Linked DNA regions of Homo sapiens: regions 2 and 3 are each linked to region 1. The links are chromatin contacts, found by Hi-C or POLR2A ChIA-PET in ENCODE. All regions are on one chromosome and are shown on one strand. The core of a region is the stretch at or near the end of the contact, and the rest is flanking DNA. Distances in the headings are between cores, read along the strand shown.

The links. A loop is a pair of places that touch in the nucleus more often than their neighbours do. ChIA-PET counts read pairs that join two places held with the same protein, here RNA polymerase II (POLR2A). Pooled maps may share reads with other maps.
Region 2: a loop to region 1 is called in a map of B cell, with 18 times the contacts of the local background. The contact joins the promoter of RBL2 here to the promoter of GINS3 in region 1. A Hi-C loop is called at or near these places in 1 of 168 maps with a recorded cell type or tissue (B cell) and 7 of 50 pooled maps. POLR2A ChIA-PET finds 5 or more read pairs at or near these places in 1 of 52 experiments (T-cell).
Region 3: a map of naive thymus-derived CD4-positive, alpha-beta T cell shows a loop between it and region 1 (18-fold over the local background). The contact joins the promoter of FTO here to the promoter of GINS3 in region 1. A Hi-C loop is called at or near these places in 2 of 168 maps with a recorded cell type or tissue (CD4-positive, alpha-beta memory T cell and naive thymus-derived CD4-positive, alpha-beta T cell) and 8 of 50 pooled maps.

Annotation. Positions count from the first base shown.
Region 1 is chr16:58,389,860-58,394,464 of GRCh38, reverse strand. GINS3 (GINS complex subunit 3) reads right to left here and starts at 1,994. Exons shown (of 3, transcript NM_022770.4): 1 at 1,678-1,994. The coding sequence starts at 1,863. RefSeq lists enhancers at 1,201-1,777, 1,682-2,171, 1,778-2,355.
Region 2 is chr16:53,432,121-53,436,725 of GRCh38, reverse strand. RBL2 (RB transcriptional corepressor like 2) reads right to left here and starts at 2,255. Exons shown (of 22, transcript NM_005611.4): 1 at 1,930-2,255. The coding sequence starts at 2,169. RefSeq lists an enhancer at 1,261-1,370 and a silencer at 1,981-2,200.
Region 3 is chr16:53,702,311-53,706,915 of GRCh38, reverse strand. FTO (FTO alpha-ketoglutarate dependent dioxygenase) reads right to left here and starts at 2,760. Exons shown (of 9, transcript NM_001080432.3): 1 at 2,687-2,760. The coding sequence starts at 2,731. RPGRIP1L (RPGRIP1 like) reads left to right here and starts at 3,057. Exons shown (of 27, transcript NM_015272.5): 1 at 3,057-3,113. RefSeq lists enhancers at 2,538-2,947, 2,562-3,062 and a silencer at 3,098-3,147.

The DNA of each region.
Region 1 (4,605 bases), core at 745-3,244:
TGAGGCAGAATTGCTTGAACCCAGGAGGTGGAGGAGGCTGCAGTGAGCTGAGATTATGCCACTGCACTCTGGCCTAGATGACAGGGTAACTCCGTGTCAAAAAAACAAACAAAAAAACAAAACCAAAAACAAAACTACCCCCAAACCAAAGATTTCCAACTGAGGAACATTTTACAAAATACCTGACCACCACTCCACAAAACCGTCGAGGTCATTAGAACAAGGAGGTCTGATTAATTGTCACAACCAAGAGAAGGCTAAGGAAACATGTCTACTAAATGCAGTGTGGTATCCTAGGTGGAATCCTAGAATAGAAAAAGGGCATTAACTAAAAACTAAGGAAATATGAATTAAGTATGGGCAGCATAGCGCCATGTTTACCAGTGTGTATGGGAACGAAATCCTCATCTGCTAGGATGAAGTCAACAGATAATGTCTACATTAAAAAAAACAACCCAACAAGGTAAGTTTAAGAATATTATTTAGAAATATGAAGATGAATCTTGAAGACACCACTAAAAAAGGTACATGAGCCCTGTGGACTTGGAGGGGGAAGTGGGAAAAGGAAGGCAGGACCTGCTATTTTTTTTCTTATAAATCTTTTGGTACTATTTGACTTTTTTTTTTTTTTTTTTTGAGATGGAGTCTCACTCTGTCGCCAGGCTGGAGTGCAGTGGCACAGTCTCGGCTCACTGCAACCTCTGCCTCCTGGGTTCAAGAAATTCTCCTGCCTCAGCCTCCAGAGTAGCTGAGATTACAGGCGCCGGCCACCACACCCAGCTTTCTAGTAGAGATGGGGTTTCACCATGTTGGCCAGGATGGTCTGGATCTCTTGACCTCGTGATCCGCCCGCCTCAGCCTCCCAAAGTGCTGGGATTACAGGCGTGAGCCACCGCATCCGGCCTATTTGACTTTTAAAACGTTGGTTATGTATTACTTTGATAAAAATTAACTTGAAACAAACAGACCAAACAATAAACATCGTTCTATACAAAACTTAGGTGAAACAGGATATCCAAATTAATCATTACAAGCCATGTTCCTGGGACAATTTTATATTTGAAGCCATATGGCCTTGGGTTCCGAATCCCAGCTCACCACTAACTGAAGCCCTGGCCAAGTGACCCAGCCTTTCTGGTTGCTGAAGGATTAAAGGGAAAAGCTTACTCCCCACACCCAACCATGCTGCCACTAAGTAAGCCTCAGTAGGGCTTACTGATCCTGTCATCATTATGGAGGAATGAATTTAGCAACTTGGGGTTCCTACTTATCACATGCTCTTACAGAACCCAAAGCTGTTTTAAGGCAAACATGATCAGAACTCTAATTCTTAAGTATTCAGCTGGAGCCAATCTTTAAGCATTCAACACACGTTGCATGGGGTAGGGGGAAGACACTAATTTGGACAGTTTCAAAAAAGAAATCAATGTTGGAGGCTGCCTGGCGACCTAGGATAAATGTAGTTTCACCACAGATGGCGAACAAGAAGTCTGGAGACCACCCCGAGCGCGAAGGGACCCCCGCGGAGTTTCCGAGAAGTCGTTAGCGCCTTCGGCCCTGGCTCCTCGAAAACTACAAATCCCAAAGGGCAGCGCGCCCCGATGCGGCGTCCCAGGGCCGAGGGGCCCGCCGGGAGCTGCAGTCTTTCCGGGCAGGACCCCGCACCCAAAGGCTCACCTGTGGGACCGCGTTGTCAGTCTCGGCGCCTGCGCTCCGCTCCAGGAAGAAAGCGCCAAGGCGAGGCATGGCGGTCTCCGTGCGCACCGGCAGCTTCTCGTGGGACATCAGGATGTCGTCCAAAGAAAGAAAGTTCTCCTCAGGCCCCAGCGCACCCGACTCCACTCGGAAATAAGCCTCTGACATGGCGGCCACTTGAGCTTCTCCGCTTCCACTCGCGTGATTCGGAGGAGCCTCAGGAGTTAGGGGTGTACAAGACGGGGAAGCGGAGACTGGGCAGGATGGTTGGGGTCAGGAAAGTGGATTGAAACTCGTTTCCCGCGCCCGGGGACGCATCAGACAGGAGCAGTCAATTCGGGCGGTACCGCCCAGGCAGAAGCAATCGATCAAGTCTGCAGATTTAGAGCAGCGGGACACGGCTGGGGAGCGGTAGGTGGGGGCGCCGGAAGTTCTCTTCCCTCCGCTTGCTGCACGGTGTGGGAACGTTACGAAGAAGCTGGAACGCTCGTTGAAGCTCCTGGACCCATTTGTACTGGATTGTGTTCATGTGATCCTTAACTATTTATATGAAATTAAAAACACTTTGCAACACTTTTAGGGGTTTAAAATAAAAGCATCTTGTGCCCTTCACTCCAGGCCTAAGTCCGACCCTTTCCTACAGTTTTTTTCACTATGCAACTCCGTTAATCTTAGTATTTGAAAGAAATGTTAAACAAACAAAAACTTCCAGCACTATCCCCAGCGAGTTATTATGGTCTAGATGATGAACTAGTGTGTTGTATTTTGTTAGTATTTTGGTGGGGGTTGGACGGGGTGGGTAGAGGGGTGGAGCACTAGACTGCACATGGCTTGCTAAGGTTGTGAGTATACTTCAGGGTGTCTTAGCTCATCATCAACTGACAATCTCCTTTTGTGGCTCTGAATTTAAATCCCTAAAAATGGAAATCCAATTGGTCCAGTTTATTGATTGGTCCAGGTACGCCACAATGGTCATAGATCTCCAGCCACCCTGTAGATGGGGGTGCCTGTGTTGGGTGCGATCACTATCCAGTGACCAGGGGAAGGACCATGGTCGCATAGTACCAGGTTTGGTGGCTCTCCTCAGCCAGGGCTATGGGTGGCGGCATATTGTTGAGAGATGCACTACAGAACTTACTTCGTCTAGAGCATTTCTGGGGCTACTGGAGCCGGGAGTAAAGGGTGTGTGTGAAGGGAGGTGTGTATTAACCATGGATTTTAGTTTCTGTTTTCTGTATTTTATGATGCTTTGACATCTTGGGGCCTTGGGGACCTGGGGAGGAATTGCCCCTTTCAGAGTTAGCTAATTCCTAGAGATAGCAAACAACTTGCTTGTGAACACCCCTTTCATTTACAAACCAACCAACCCAAGCCTATATCCCCACACCATCTTTATCCATCTCACACACCAATATTTTCCCTGCCCCAAGTCACTGTAATAAACCACCCCATGGCCAAGTACCAGACAACTAAAATTCACCTCTATATCCCAGAGCTTGCCAACATTATTCAAATTATTCAATCCTAAGCTTGTTCAGACTTCCCTTCCCTGCTTCGCCCATTCCTTCCCACGGCAATAAAGGCTCTGGGCTTTCTCCTCGCTCTCTCTACCTCCTCATTGACCCTAATACTTTCTCGTGTGGCCGTAGGCACAGCCCCTTCTCTTGAGAACTATAATAAAATTTTCAAAGGCATTGGCCACTAACTCATTGATTGTCATCACCCAGTCACCTTTATAAATGAAATTCTGAGGACAATGAAAACAAGGTGCAGTGGGGTGGAAAGGAATGGCCAAACTGTGGAAAATCTTGGTACCATTCTAAGGAGTTAGGCCATTCCATAGAAAATGGGAGGAAAATGTAAGGCAAATAATAACATAAATCTGGGCTTCAGGAAGAGAATTCCAGCAGTAGATAAAGAAGAGAGAGATTAGATGCTTGGAAGCTGTTCAGTGGGCAGTATTTGGCAACCAATTGGATATAGGAAGTGAAGTATAGTGAGTAGTCAAAAGATTCAAGTTTTGAACGTGGCTGACCAGGTGGATGGACATGTCATGAATAGATACACAGAACACAGGAATAGGGGCAGCTGGAGGGAAGGGATGAGTTCAGTTTGGGACACATGGTGTCCAAGAGCTACTAGACAGGAAGGTCTGCAGCCCAGTGGAGAAAGCAGCCTAGAAGCTTTAGAGAGGAGGCACACTGAGAGGCAGTTATATGAAGGTTTTTTCCTTTTTCATATTTTAAATGTTCAGTTTGTGATACAGTCCAATGTAAAAATAAACACAATCTGCAGTGATAATTTAGAATTTCTCTGATGACATGGAATATATGGTACTGGATGTAGTTTGAGACAGAAATATAATTTGGCTAATTGAAGGCAATGTTATTTACTGCCAAGGAGAGTAAGCTATTTTTTATGCTGATATAATTAAGATAGATGCATACTGATTTATTGATGCCAAAGAAAGGCATTATTTTTGTACAGAGACCACAATACTGGCTCCAAACTCAAATACCACTATTATTTTAATAATACAGTAACAGGCCAATGTTTAACATAAAATCAGATTGCCTTGTTTGTCTTACTTAATGTCTTGGCTCATCATGAAACTATCATTGTGTATATATTGTTCTATTTAAACTGTCCTCTCCTTGAACTAATAAACAAGTGAATAAATCAGAAAAAGGTGAAATTAGTGAATGTTTGAGCTTATGATGCTGAACTGCATCAATTCATTTAACAAAAGTGGCATGTGGTTTTCAAGCATAGATATGTGTTAATAGCTTAAATCCTAAGAACCAGGAGTATTTCTGTTCCCTGAGAAAGCTGTGTTCCTTGGCACCCAGCCAACCAATCAATGTACCAGTATTATGCTGAACAGAATTGCATTATACTGATAATATTCAC
Region 2 (4,605 bases), core at 1,006-3,505, 5.0 Mb after region 1:
TGGCTGAGGACTGTGAGAATGAGTTACAGGTTAAAAATGCACAGAAAATACAAGAAATCAAGTTAAAATTCCATAACCAGTATTCTGTATTAAACATCATAAGAGCTTTATTTTCCCTTGCACTCCCATGAGAATGACATCCCATATTGTCACAGCGTACCTCACTGTAAGCCCCACAAGAGCAGGTTTGCTGCTCTATATCCAGCACCTAGAACAATGTGTAGCAAGTAATAGGTGCTCAAGAAATATTTGATGAATATTTTACTGAGTAAATCATTTACTGAATAAACTGGGCTAAGAAGCTGAAACTAAAGTCTCAGTAATCAAAAGAATTGAGTAATCAAACATGTTTTCAAAAATAATTTACTAACCAGCTATTACGTGATACTTGCTCATGTATCACTAGACTTCATACAACTTAACTGCTATGAGTTGAAATACCTCAAATAAATGGCGATAATGCTTGTTCTATCTGATTTACAGGATTATCTTGAGGGTAAAATAAGAGCTTGTTTGGAAGCCTTTAAGGCCATTTACCAAAAAAAAACCCAAAAAACAAAAAACAACATAAAAAGCCAACCAGTCCTTCTCTTTGCCAGACTACAGAAAGGCACTGAGAGATGAATAGGAACATAGCTTACTCAGCCAGATCATGTAAATATACAAAGAGCTTAGTAAACTTGAAAACACTGTCCATATGGGTGCTTTATGTGCCAGAAACTACATTATTGCCTTATTTAATCTTCAGAACAGCTCTGTGAGGTAAACACAAATATCTCCAGTTTAGAGATCACCATACTGAACTTTTCCAGCGGTTTCAGGTCTGTCGGGTTCTAAAGCCACCATACACTATCTTCTGCAGACCTAACAATTCAAAGAGGGAACTAGTAATTGAATTAAAATTCTATTAATGCAAATACAAATTAAAAATAACCTCACTCATCAGTACACATAGCCAAAAACATCATATTTAAATAATACCTTGGTTAGGCTTTGCATCCTGGACCTATTTGCCCGACTCTTTCTACAAATTAATTATAAAACGACTTGAGAAATCAAATGGCCTCAGGTTTAAATGCCACACACACAGTCAAACAGCTGATAAACAATCCGTACTTCCGTGTCACTTCCCATTGGCCCATGAAGGGGAGGTGCATACAAAGCTGACACTCACTGGCTAGAATGGCCATTTTTCTCATCTGCAAGCCCTGTCCGAAGGCTGCGACCTAACACACCCGGATCGCAACAACAACAGGAGTCCTGTGCAATGCCCGGGGTGACCAAAAAGCCCTCGAGGTAGCCACAGTCCTGATCCTAGTGACAAATGGGGGCATGTGTCTACATCCGGGTCGGCGGAGGGCTCATTTCATCTGGCCTGGGGGGAAATGAGTATTAATTTGTTTACACAGACGTAAACACAGCCCAAAACGCATCAGCACGTTGACTCAAACGCCCGCAACGCCAGGGCAAAGGCAATTTGGTTAACAGGGGGAAGCGAACAGACGGAGACGCCTGGAGACCCAGGTGCCACAACCCGGTTAATCGCGGTGCAAATAAGGGCAAGTCCCCTCCCCTTGTCCGTGTGGTCTTGACAACGACACTAGTTCATTCTACTAACAAGGCGGGCGGGGGGTCAGATGGGCCACACACACCCATTTTCCTCAACGGGACCCCAGCGCGATCTCAGCCTTGCTGTGCTACTTTAGGGCAAGACGCGTTCCCCATTCGGAAGCCGCAGGAAAGCGCGGCGAGAGCGGGTTAGCCCTCGGAGCGGCTAAGAGCCTCGGAATAGCGCAGAGGAAGTCCCCACCCCTCTCGGGGCTGGGAGCCCGCAACCCGCCCGAGAGTCTCTCGAGGCGCGCGACGCGGCTCGGAAGGCACCGGTTCACGCCAACTAGGCCGGAAGCGCCCCTCCGCCCGCGAGCGCACCTCCAGCGTGTAGCTTTCGCTCATGCTGCGGTAGCTGTCCCAGGCCTCGGCCCGCGCCGCCTCGTCCATGTTGAGGCGGCTGCACAGCTCGTCGAACCGCTGCTGGATCTGAGGGGTGGGCGACTCGGCAGGCGGCGCGGCGTCTTCCGCCTCGCCGTCGTCCTCCTCCTCCTCATCCGAGGCTGCCGCCGCCGGAGGGGGAGGCGGGGGCGGTGGCGACTGGTCACCTCCCGACGGCATAGCGCACCCCTGGGCGGCCGGACCTCAGGTGAGGTGAGGGCCCGGGCCCGCAGCCATTCAAACGGCGAAGCGCCCGCCCGTCCGCCGCCCGCACCGCGCCTGCGCCGCCGCAAACGACGCTGACCGCCTGCAGGCACCCGTAGTCTTGAGCACGGGCTGCTGGGAAACGTAGTCCAGGCCGGCGGTTCAAGGGGGCCAAAAATCATGTTTAAAAAAATTAGCTCCCCTAGTTTCACCAGGGGTGAAATAAAAGCACCTTCCCCGCATTTTAAACACGTACCTCCCCACCGTGAGAACATTCAACAGGGCTGTACTGACGAGAAAATGTCCAAAAGACACTGACGTGTGAAGGTTTCGTATCCAGGCTGTTCCCAGAAGTAAAACTTCCTCATCGCCTGGATATCCTTATCTAAAAAATAGGGATAATAGCAAGGGCCTGTCTCTGTACGTTCACGAAACTGCCTTTGCAAAAATCCTAACAGTGAGAAAGTTATGACAGTGCAAGGGATCTGACCTAAATGACTCCACGCTTCTCACTTCCGAGCTGCCCTTGTTCATTCCTGGGCGAAGACCTAACTAACTACAGGAGGAATTTAATTTCTAATTTCACTTTGAAACAAAGATTGTAACAGTCCTTTCCAAAAACAAACCCCATTCTTGCCTGGGGATCAGTCTGCCTTTGTAGAACTAACAAATTAGCCACAAGATTAGAAATTATGATTTAGGAGGCTTGCAGCCAGAGGCTATAAGATTCCTGACCTCCCCAATTGCTCTCAGGGATAACATCACTATTGTAAAACCTAAGATTGGTGCTGGAGATACTTTTCAGACCGCGCATTCCGATGCACTAGCTGGCGCCACTCAGACCATAATCTGGCTCAACAAGTTCTGCAATTCCACTCAGTAACAGAAGACAGCAAGAGCCCACTTCAACCCCCTGTGATTTCACCTCCCACCTGACAAATTAGCATTCGCCAATCCCTGGCCCCCTACCCGCCAAGTCATTCTTTAAAAACCCCAGTCTCCGAATTTTCTGGTAGGCTGATTTGAATAACCAAACTCCTGTCTGCCGTTCAGCTGGCTCTGCGTGAATTAAACTTTTTTTTTTTTTTTGAGACAGAGTCTGGCTCTGTTGCCCAGGCTGGAGTGTAGTGGCACGATCTCGGCTCACTGCAACCTCCGCCTCCTGGGTTCAAGCGATTCTCCTGCCTCAGCCTCCTGAGTATCTGGGATTACAGGTGTGCGCCACCGCACCCAGCTAATTTTTGTATTTTCAGTACAGGCAGGGTTTCACCATGTTGGCCAGGCTGGTCTCGAACTCCTGACCTCAAGTGATCCACCCACCTCGGCCTCCCAAAGTTCTGGGATTACAGGCGTGAGCCACCGTGCCCAGCCAATTCATTTTATTTCCAATTCTCCTTTCTTTATTTTAATTTTTTAAATTGCCAATCCTTGATTTATAAATGGGCTTGATATAAAACATTTTCCAGATTGAGGAGCAATCTGAGGATTGAGCAATTTGAGGATTCAGAAGGCATTACTGTTTTGCTATTTTTGTTTTGCTTGGTGGGATATGTAAACTGACAGAGGGAAAAGTGCTGGGACAAAAGTAGGGGCTTATGGAAGGTATAATGACAGGCGGGAGGACAGGAAATGGAACTCTGAAGATAGGAGAAAATCAGGTAGACAGGTAACAGGATATTTCAGGAACAATTTTGAGACAATGGAACCCTCTTAAGAAAACCTTAGTAAAATTCACAGTAATCAGCAATGCTTTTGGAGTTGGCTAAGTGATGAGTCTCAAGGTGACTATGGGGCAAGAACAGAAGTTGAACACAAATGGTTTAGAAGTATCTTAAGTATATAGGCTGGACGTTGTGGATCACACCTGTAAATCCAGCACTTTGGGAGGTCAAGGTGGGAGGACTGCTTGAGTACAGGAGTTCGAGACCAGCCTGGGCGACATAGTGAAACCCTGTCTCTACAAAAAATAGAAAAATTAACCCAGAGTGGTGGTACACGCCTGTAATCCTAGCTACTTGGGAGACTGAGGTGGGAGGAACGCCTAAGCCTGGGGAGTCTGCAGTGAACTGTGACCATGCCACTACAGCTTGGGCAACAGAGACCCTGTCTCAAAAAAATAATAATAAATAATTTGGCAAGGCGCGGTGGCTCACGCCTGTAATCCCTACACTTTGGGAGGCCAAGGCGGGCAGATCACTTAAGGTTAGGAGTTTAAGACCAGCCTGGCAAACATTGTGAAACCCCATTTCTACTAAAAATACAAAAAATTAGCCAGGAGTGGTGGCTGGTGCCAGTAATCCCAGCTACTCAGGAGGCTGAGGCAGGAGAATTGCTGGAACCCAGGAGGCAAAGACTGCAGTTAGCTGGGATCATGCCACTGCACTCCAGCCTGGGCGACAGAGCAACTCCATC
Region 3 (4,605 bases), core at 1,511-4,010, 4.7 Mb after region 1:
TTTTGACAGAAATGAAAATGGAAAGACTCATACATGAATGGTAAAAACAGCTTTTTTCATAAGAGTCCAAAACCAGAAACAATCCTAATGTCCAGCAACAAGTGAATGAATAAACAACATGTGGTATCTCCATACAGTGGGCCACTAATTTGCGATAAAAAGGAACAAATTATGGATACATACAACAACATGGATTAATCTCAAAAACCATTATGCTGGCCAGGCACAGTGGCTCACGCCTATAATCCCAGTACTTTGGGTAGCAGAGGCAGGAGGACGGCTTCAGCCCAGGAGTTCCAGACCAACTTGGGCAACACAGCAAGACACCATCTCTATTTTGAAAAAAAAATCATTACGCTGAATGAAAAAAAGACCCAAAAGTATACACTGTATGCTTCCATTTATATGAAATCTAGAAAATACAGATGCATCTACAGAGACAAAAAACATATCAGTGGTTGTTTGGGGGCCAAGGTGGAGGGACAGACTAACCACAAATTAACGAGAGGGAACTTAGGAGAGAAATGTTCGCTATGCCAACTGTGGTGGTTTTGCAGGTATATACATTTGTCAAAAGGCATCAAATTGTACACAAAAATGGTTGCAAATGACTGTATGTAAATTATACCTCAATAAAATTGATTAGAAAAAGAGAAGATAATTCATGAGCCATTGGACACTTTACATTTAAGATTTAAAACAACTACTTATACTTTGTTCTAACAAATAATATTAAGCAAACAAATTTTAAATGAACAGCCAATTTTTTAAAGAAAAAAGGAAGACAATTTGCTCTACTAATTCAACATGTTTCACAAGCAGAAAATGGGAAAAGCCTTGAATTTGGAGTCAGAAGACCTGGCTCAGAGCACTAGTTTCACCTAGCAACCAAGTGGCCTTGGGCAAGTCACGATTTACCTACAAGTCTCAGTTTCTAAATCTCTAAAATATGGATGACACTAGTAACTCCCTCACAGGCAATGGTTATGGTTTCAATAGAGTAAGAGCTTCTTTGGTGCAGTGATTCTATTTCAGCCAAAATTATAATCCCAACTTATGGCAAATAATAGGTGCTCAACAAATCTTCACAGAATAAATGAAATACTTTAAAAATAAACCTGAAAGATGAGAAAGACATCATGCACAACACCATGAGGTGACATTTGTTTCTTTGCACTGTGTAGACTAAAGCAGAAGGGTCGCCCTCTTTGTGCTTATCTTTAATATATTATCCACATCATATGCAGACTCAAGCATGAAAACTTCTGGTCCCTTACGAAATACTGCAATAACTCAGGTCAATATAGAGCAGATTTTATATTTTAAATCCTTAGGTGTATTGCCCTAAACAGACTCACGTGTAAGATGAAATTCTATGAAAGCAAGAACTGTGTCTACGTTATTTAACACTGTTATTCACTGCCAATATTTGCCTAACATAGAGTAGGCAGCAAATGACATGTGCAAAGGCCCTGAAGCCCGATAAAGTATAGTGAAGAGTGACTTTTAAGAAGGCCAAAGTGACTGGTAGGCAGAGAGCAGAGTGTCATATCCAATGGGGTTGTGAAAGCAGGTAGGGTCCAGATCATGCAGGATCTTGTAGGCAATGTGAAGTTTTGCCTTTATCCTAAGAGCAACAGAAAGCCATGGAATATTTTTAAACAGGTGGTTGGCAGAGTAAGGAGAAAGGAAAGGGACATAATTATATTTGCATTTCACGAAGATCTTACTCTATGGTGTGCAGAAGAGAATGGTAGTTGAGGGAAGGGAGAGAAGGTGGAAGAAGAGTTAAGTTAGGGTGTAGAGTGAGTGTAGGCCAATCAATAGGCTATTCCAACAGTCTATTAAAAAGATAATGGTAGCTTGGTCCAAGGTAGTGGAGATGAAAAAAAAAAAAAGTGGGCATATTCCCAATATACGTAGACAAATCAACAGGATCTGAGTTTGGGAATGAGAGAAAGGAAAACACTCAATGCTTCTGAGCCTCAGTTCTTCATCTGTGAAGCTGGGCTGTTATTTATACTCCATCTGTATAATATCTATCTTGCAATCTGCTGTGACAATGATATGAAATAATTTAAATATTATGCACTTAATACAGTGCCTGACCCACAATAAATGCTTTTTAAAATCTCTGTTGCCATTATTATGGTCATCCCATGGAATGGCAACTACCAGAAGCTGAACATCAAAGGTAGAGAGGAGCAATGTAGTTAAAGATTCATATCCACAGCGCTAAAAGACACAAACTGTTATCAGCCGGTCACGGAGACAATTGTTCCAAAGAAACACAGCTGACTGCACAGATATTTCATCTAAGCCGATCTCAGTCCTCAGAGACCATTATGAGAAAGCACAGCTGGTATGATCACAGTCATCTGAGAATCCGGTAAACTGAGGCACAGGGATGGCGACAAATTTAACCAAGGAATAGATGCAGAAGAAGGACAAGGAAATGGGTATCTTGCTTCTCATTTTTGAGCCGATCCAACAAGACTCGGCCTGCATCCTGAAGAGCACGAATTTGTAACATCCCCTCTAATATCTCCAGGTCCCTTGCTGACAAGGCCCTGTCATCCCTTAGTTTAACACCGCGCATCCGCTCGCCATCAAACCAAGCCCTTCCGGTTCCCTGATCCTTGCTCACAGCGCACGAAGATCTCCAGGCCCCGGGAGCCCGACATACCTTAGCTTCGCGCTCTCGTTCCTCGGCAGTCGGGGTGCGCTTCATGCTGCCACTAAAGCCGCCTTCGCCACCGCAAGCTGCGTAGATCCCTCGCCCTGGACCCCGCCTCCTGCATGTAGTTCTCTCAGCGTCCTGCTCCCGTCTGGAGCTATTCTCCCTCTGAGTAGAAAAAACTACAACTCCCAGGATGCACCGCGGCGACACCCGCGAGCGCCACGGGATTTAGCACAGGAGAATTTCCCAGGTCCGACAGCTGGAAGAGCGTAGTCCGCTACCCCGCGAGCAAACAGGCTAGAGTCCAAGGAGAACTACATTTCCCAGGAGGCTACGGGAGCCTGCCATGTTTCTCCCGTGCTCCTCTCGGCCAGCCGCCCGCCACGCTGTCGGCGCTATAGCAACGGTAGCTAGCTGCAGGGCCAGTGGCACGGTGAGTACCCGGGAGGATGGGGGAGGATGAGGGTGGGTGGAGGTTGCTGACCCTCCCCACTGCAGCGCGGGCCGGGGTCCTAGGGTCCGCTCTGCCGCCTGGAGAAGGCCCTGGAGTTGGCCCTGGAGTTCTGCTGGCGTGAAAGCAGCCCAGCCCAAGACACCTCCACATCCTCAGGCCTGAATCACAGGCCGCCCTTTATCCCCACGTCCAGGACCAATTTGAAATGTTATATCCCAGCCATGAAGGTGAGAGTTGATGCTGCTAATTGCCATCTCTATCCAGATCCTGCAAGTTGTAGGTCCCTAACACAGTTTGCTCATTTGCCCTGGATTAGGAGTTGGTTGGTAGACCCTAAACCTCCTGAGTGGTCTATTGTTTGCTTAATTATATATTATTTGTTTATCATGTGATTACCTCCATAACTTGCTAGCTTCATAAAGGCGGGGGTTTTGCTTGCCATTTTAATCTCAGTACCTGATATTCATTTATTCATTCAATAAATATTTTTTCTTTATTCTTTTTTTTGTGTGTGTGACAGGTTCTTGCTCCGTTGCCCAGGCTGGAGTGCAGTGGTAAGACCTCAGCTTACTGCAAACTCCTCCTCCCAGGTTCAAGCGATTCTTCTGCCTCAGCCTCCCGAGTAGCTGGGATTACAGGCGTGTGCCACCACACCCAGCTAATTTTTGTATTTTTAGTAGAGACAGGGTTTCATCATGTTGGCCAGGCTGGTCTCGAACTCCTGGCCTGAAGTCAGCCGCCCGTCTCGGCCTCGCAAAGTGCTGGGATTACAGGTGTGAGCCACCACGCACAGCCAATCATTCAATAAATATTAATGTTGGTTCCCACCCTGTACCAGGCACTGTTCCTGAACAGTTGTGAACAAGACTAATACCCGTCTCAAGATGTTTATCCTTTTTTAGTGGAGACAAACAATAATTTTATCTGATAACTTCAGATAGAGGCAGTTGCTATAAGAGATACAAGCCATGCTTGGTGGCACGCACATGTAGTTCCAGCTACTCGGGAGGCTGAGGTGGGAGGATCACTTGAACCCATGAATTCAAGGCCAGCCCGGGCAACATAGCAAGACCCTGTCTCAAAAAAAAAAAAAAGAAAAGAAAAGAAATAAACAGTGAAGAAATGTAAGGAAGACTACTCTAACATAGGATGGTCAGGGAAAACCTGTCTGAGGAAGTGAACTGAGCTCCAAAGATTAAGGAACCAGCTAATACAAAGGCCTTGAGCAAGACAAGGGTATGGGGGGTTCGAGGAAAGTAAAGAATAATGTAAGTGAAGCATAGTGAGCAAAGAAGGATAACATAAGATGGTGTTGGAGAGGCATTGCAGCATTGTGCAGGGTTTTTCAGCTTCTACACTATTATTAACATTTTGGGCTGGATAATTCATTATTATGTCTCCTAAGCACTGTAAGATATTTAGCATCATCCATGGCCTCTACTCACTAGATGCCAGTAGCATCCCGCTTCCT